Linked DNA regions of Homo sapiens: region 1 is linked to region 2. Evidence: chromatin contacts called from ENCODE Hi-C or POLR2A ChIA-PET data. All regions are on one chromosome and are shown on one strand. The core of a region is the stretch at or near the end of the contact, and the rest is flanking DNA. Distances in the headings are between cores, read along the strand shown.

Region 1 (2,979 bases), core at 290-2,789, 180 kb before region 2:
CCAATATTTGTTTAATTGTAACTGTATGTTTGCCGTAAAGTTCATTCTTACATTGAAAGACTGTATAGTATATTGATTCAGAGAATGAACTCTGGGTTCAGACTCTCTGGATCCAAAATCAAGTTACTTAGGTTCTCTATGACTAAAATAGACAGTGATAGTATCCCTTCTTCAAAGAACATTTTAACTTTTTTTCTTTAAAGATATTTTTCCGAGCATATATTCTTAATTAACAGTTGTTTTTGTCCTGCCACTATGAATGAATTATTTGTGTCCTCTGGCTTCTGTTCATGCAATTGAGAAGTCAGTGTCCATCTGATTGTCCTTCCTTTGTGTGTAATCTGTCTTTTGTCTAGTTGATCTTTTTTAATAAAGGTAAAATTTATATAGTGTAATGTACAAATAGTAAGTGTGCAGTTCATTGAGTTTTGATGAACATACACTAATCCACCCCATCAAGATACAAGAACATTCTATTAGCATAGAAGGTTACATCTATTTCCAGGCATTTCCTCTCCCATTCCACAATAGGAAACCAGATTTCTATCAACATAGATTAGTTTTCCTTGCTCTTGAACTTGATACAAATGGAATCATGCAAATGGACTCTTTTGTGTGTGGCTTTCTTCACTGAGCATAATGTCAATGAAATTCATCCATGTTGTTGTGTTTATGAGTACTTCGTAGACTTTTATCCCTGAGTACTACTATTCCTTTGTATGAAGAGACCATAGACATTTGAGTTCTTTGAGACTACAATAAATAAAGCTGCTATAAATATTCATGTATAAGTCTTTGTGTGGATATATGTTTTTATATATATATATATATATATTTTTTTTTTGGTAAAGCCTAGGAGTGGAATGGCTAGATATTATAATAGGGTAGGTGTATGTTTACCATTTCATTTTACATTCCCACCAGCAATGTGTGAGAGTCCCAGTTGCTCCACATCATCACCAGCATTTGGTGTTGTCAATTTTTTTAACTTTAACCATTCTAATGGTAGGTAATGATATCTTTTGATTTTACTTTTGAGTTTCGTGTGTGTGTGTATGAGAGATGGAGTCTCACTCTGTCACCCAGGCTGGAGTGCAGTGGTGCAATCTCGGCTCACTGCAGCTTCCACCTCCCAGATTCAAGCAACTCTCCTGCCTCAGCCTCCCGGGTAGCTGGGACTACAGGCGTGCCACCTCCATGCCTGGCTAATTTTTATATTTTTAGTAGAGACAGGGTTTCACCATGTTGCCCAAGCTGGTAAACTTCTGAGCTCAAGTGATCCGCCTACCTCAGTCTCCCAAAGTACTTGGTAATTTACAGGTGTAAGCCACCGCACCTGGCCTATTCACTGATTTTTAATTTCAATTATACTTCTTATTTCTACATATTCTGTGTTTTTAAAAATCAATTTCTTAGTCTGGTCATATTTTGATACTCTAATTTCTTTAAATTTTTTATATTTTTCGTTATTGCTTATAATATCTGCAGTTTTGTAAGTGTAACTCAGTTGTTTCTGCTTCCTGTGGTGGCTCATTTCCTGTTTTTAAATTAGTTTTTGATTGTGAGCTTGTTGGGACTTTATCTGTGTGAATTATTTCTGATCTAGGTTTAAGGTGTGTTTTTCTAGAGAATATGCATTTGCTTCTTCCAGGAATCCAGGGATGCAATCTACCCAGGACCACTTACATTAAATTCTCACTTGGCCTCACAAAAGTAACTGAATTCTAACCCCAAACTTGAGTGGATGCCAGATTGTGGTTAGGAAGACCCCACTCCACCACTACCAATACCTACCCAGAGCCAAAGCTAGGAAGGACAAGAGTACTCACTTCTGTGGGATGAGTTGAGTTTTTGTTTTTCTTTCTTTCCCTAGTTTATCTTTCACTGAGGATGTTGCCTTTGGGAGTTCTAGCTTTTTGGTCTTGATCTGAGTTCGACTTTGAGCAGATCATAGACTTTGTCTTATGTTTACAAGTACGTTTCCACTTAAAATAAGGCCGTAGTGAAGATGTAGAACAACTAGAAGTCCCATACATTGCTGGTGGGAGTGTACAGTGGTTTTACAAAACTTTTGGCAGTATCTAGTAAAGCCAAACATAGGCCTACCCTGTGTCAAAAGACAAAATTACAACAAATTTAGCTTAAAAATCTAACTCACTTTTATTAGTGGTTCATGAATCAGGCAGTGTGTCATCAAAAGATTTAGAAAAGGCATTTCAGTGTGCTGAGCAGAGGAAGTTGAATTTATAGGCAAAATCTAGCTAAATAAAGCAGAAATGAAACAAAAAGTGGATTGGTCATTTCAAAGTTAGTTTCTTTATAGTATTAAAACACAGGGGACTTCCTTATGCTGGCTCAGGATAACTGGCCTCCTTCTGATTGATTGCTATGAATCTTTTGATTTTTTTTTTTTTTTTGAGATGGAGTTTCACTGATGTTGCCTAGGCTGGAGTGCAATGCCACGATCTCAGCTCACTGCAACCTCCGCTTCCAGGTTCAAGCGATTCTCCTGCCTCAGCCTCCCAAGTAGCTGGGATTACAGGCTCCCGCCACCATGCCTGGCTAATTTTTGTATTTTTAGTAGAGATGGAGTTTCACCATGTTGGCCAGGCTGGTCTCAAATTCCTAACCTCAGGTGATCCACCCGCCTCAGCCTCCCAAAGTGCTGGGATTACAGGTGTGAGCCACCGCGCCCGGCTTTTTGATTTTTTTAAACTGTCATTACTCGGGGTTTATAGTCTACTACTATATTGCTGAGAACAGTTTTCAAGATTAAAAATAAAAATGTTTTCTGTTTCTCTTAGTTAAAAAAAAAAACCTGTCTCTCATTGTAGGATTATTATTCTCTCTTTTCATTATAGATGTATACTATTTCTACCTTCTGTGTTAAAAATACTTTTCTGGGCCGGGGGCAGTAGCTCACTCCCGAAATCCCAGCACTTTGGGAGGCCGAGGCGGGCAGATCACGAGGTCAGGAGA
Region 2 (2,737 bases), core at 35-2,534:
CACTGAACTTATGATAGTAGTTGCTTTGTAAAGGGAAGTTAGGATAATGAGACTCAAGAATTTTACCAGTATTACTTTGACTTCAAGTCATATTTGTCATTTGACAAAATGACAAAATATCAACAATTATTAATTCCAGATAATGGGAATTTGGTATTCTTTGTATTTTTCTCTATTTTAATAATAATAATAAAAACCCTGTTTCACTTTAAAAAAAATTTCAAGGGCATTAGATCAAAAAGGCAATGTGAATCTACCTGTATCTCCCCTCCTACATCCCGAATCCCCTGAAATGACAGCAAAAGATATTTAAAAATTGTAGGCGGGGAGGGAAGATGAACATCCATAACAGTGCTAGGAGACAGGAAACTACAGTAAGAGGGTAAATAATGAGTGATTCTTGAAGACAGAAAAAAGTTGGTATTGGTTTAAGGGAAGCCACAGCCCAAACTAAACACAAGAAATGGGTGAGGATTCAGACTCCTCCAAGCTCCAAGCCTACAGGCATAAGCAGCAGGCAGGGCTCTGGGTTAAGAGGTAGGTAGTCTCAGCACCTCCATACTGTCCACAGGTCAGTGCTTGAGGCATTGTACAGGAGCAGCATTTGCCCACAGGCTCTAGCAGTGAGTGTGGGTGCTGACACCAGCAAGGAAGATTGGGTACTCTGGCGCTAGCCCAACTAAAATATTTTCAAATGTTTTCAGCAATATTTAAAACATTTGAAAATGTTGCAGCATTTGCTCTAAGAGTGAAGCAACCTAACTGATCATTAACAGGGAAATGTGGTTATAAATTATACTTGATCTTAGCCAAAAAGGCCAAGAAGTAATTGGATGTAAATTAATAGTACGTCTATACTCTGAATTACAGCTTAAAAGAATGTATAACACATAGAAAGATCTCTAAGACATTACTAAGTTTAAAAAATACATATAAAATGCTCCTATTTATTAAAAAAAATCCGATATGTATGGACAAATAAATGCATAGAAAATCACCAAACTGTCAAGAATGATTACTTAGGGGAAGGGGGAGCTTACTATGTATGTCTATATTCATTGATTCTTTTACAACAGAGTGTATTTATAAATTACTAGTATAATTTAAAAATTTAACATGAATAAAAAACTGCAGTACTTTATTTGGAATTAAAATATGAGAAGTCACTAAATGTATCTTTAACCAAGAATTTCTCAAATAGGAAAAAATACAGCAGAGTTCTGCACTAGTGGTAGTGACAGCAGTTCACATTTTCTCAGATGGTTGAATACTTCCTGTCATATGACATAACTGGGTCAGCCAAAGTAACCCACATCTCATTTCAGAATGCATAAATAGAAATACTACAGAGATGTTCAAATTGTAGACTGGTGAAGGAAGACAACACTCATAGTCATTTCCTTAGGAGCTGTGTCAGGCCTTCAATGGAGGAAGTGACACAATCTGCCTGAATCACTAAAATCAAATAGTGACTTATGTGAAGGAAACATTGCAAAGCCATGTATGTTCCCCTGAAAATAGTGCCTGTTCCTTTAACCTCTCCATAAAAATAAAGTATTAAATATCAGATACAATTCTAGTAAGGAAAGAATCTCTACTAGGTTCTTCCTGTTCCACCTTAACCCAGCATTTATCTTAATATAAAAACTTTAATGAAGTAGAAATTTCACACACATACATATATACAGATAGTTCAGCCCATGCCCCATCCCTTGGGATAAGCTATGTCAGTCATCGGTCATCTGTACATCACATAACTCGTATTTTAAGAAGAATTTATGTAATACTTACTAAAAGTCTTACAGATGTCAGAAACAGCTTTGAAGACTCTATCAGAGAAATTCACTTTCACCTTCACATACTTCATGTTGGGAAGCTGCAGGCGGAGCAGTTTGTGCTGAGGGGTGAACTGAAGCTTAGCATCTGCCTGAATACCATACTTATCTAAGGTCCAATGTGTCTTCAGAAGCCAAGTTCTCTTCTTTTCCCACCAGAGAGCATGGTCAGACCAATCTTTTTTTACATCTATAAAAAACAAACAATAAACAAATCACTTAAAAATCACCAAGGTGATTTTGAGAAATTAAAAGCAGAAAACTAGATAATTGGGTATTTAACAGCAATAATTAACTACTAAGTTACTGTTATGTGACAGGTACAAAAGAAACATTAACAGCTGAGAAAACACGCTCTGTCCTGAAAAGCCAGTACACAAGGCAGCTGAGGCAGAATATATAGGGCAACTAAGAATGTTTGAGTCAACTACAAAATGGGACACATGGATGACAGAGAAAGTACCCTCTTATTCTCAGAAAACAGAATCCTGAGGGCTAGAATAGGAAGGATTAATAAAGACAAGGAGTTGGTGGGCTTGGAACTCGTCCTATAGGAATGGACAATAACATTCTGATGAGAAACTGAACAGACTGTGGTTTATGAAGTTGCAGAAATGTGTGAAGGTGAATAATGGGTGGTGAAAAGATGGGGAACCAAAGTGAACAGAGACCAATATCCTAGGTGAAGAGGAGGAACAGGGAAAACACCCATGAGAAACACTATAACTTAAGAGAAAGCTCTAAAAATAAAAAAATAAAAAACTACATTCTGGCCACATGTGCTCTCCCAAATAGATCCCCGAAAATGGATCTAAAGTCACACTGCCCAACATTTTTCTCTGAGCACGTTTTGGTACAAGTATAACAGGAAACATTAATATCTGTTCAACTATTTAACAGCC

The links. Hi-C counts contacts between places; a loop is a spot of excess contacts on that map. ChIA-PET counts read pairs that join two places held with the same protein, here RNA polymerase II (POLR2A). Pooled maps may share reads with other maps.
Region 1: a pooled map shows a loop between it and region 2 (6-fold over the local background). The contact joins two enhancer-like sites. A Hi-C loop is called at or near these places in 7 of 50 pooled maps. POLR2A ChIA-PET finds 5 or more read pairs at or near these places in 2 of 52 experiments (CD4-positive, alpha-beta memory T cell and PC-3).

What each region holds. Positions count from the first base shown.
Region 1 is chr14:52,740,397-52,743,375 of GRCh38, forward strand. The region is part of intron 1 of STYX (serine/threonine/tyrosine interacting protein); the gene reads left to right. Among named protein-coding and RNA genes, the nearest start is that of STYX, 12 kb to the left of the region's middle. Within about 2 kb of position 1,540, at least 3 of the 41 ENCODE cell types and tissues checked have a DNase peak (open chromatin) inside an H3K27ac peak, as active enhancers do.
Region 2 is chr14:52,917,332-52,920,068 of GRCh38, forward strand. FERMT2 (FERM domain containing kindlin 2) reads right to left here. Exons shown (of 15, transcript NM_006832.3): 3 at 1,792-2,025. The region is part of intron 2 of LOC105370500 (a long non-coding RNA gene); the gene reads left to right. Among named protein-coding and RNA genes, the nearest start is that of FERMT2, 32 kb to the right of the region's middle. RefSeq lists an enhancer at 1,288-1,397. Within about 2 kb of position 1,285, at least 8 of the 41 ENCODE cell types and tissues checked have a DNase peak (open chromatin) inside an H3K27ac peak, as active enhancers do.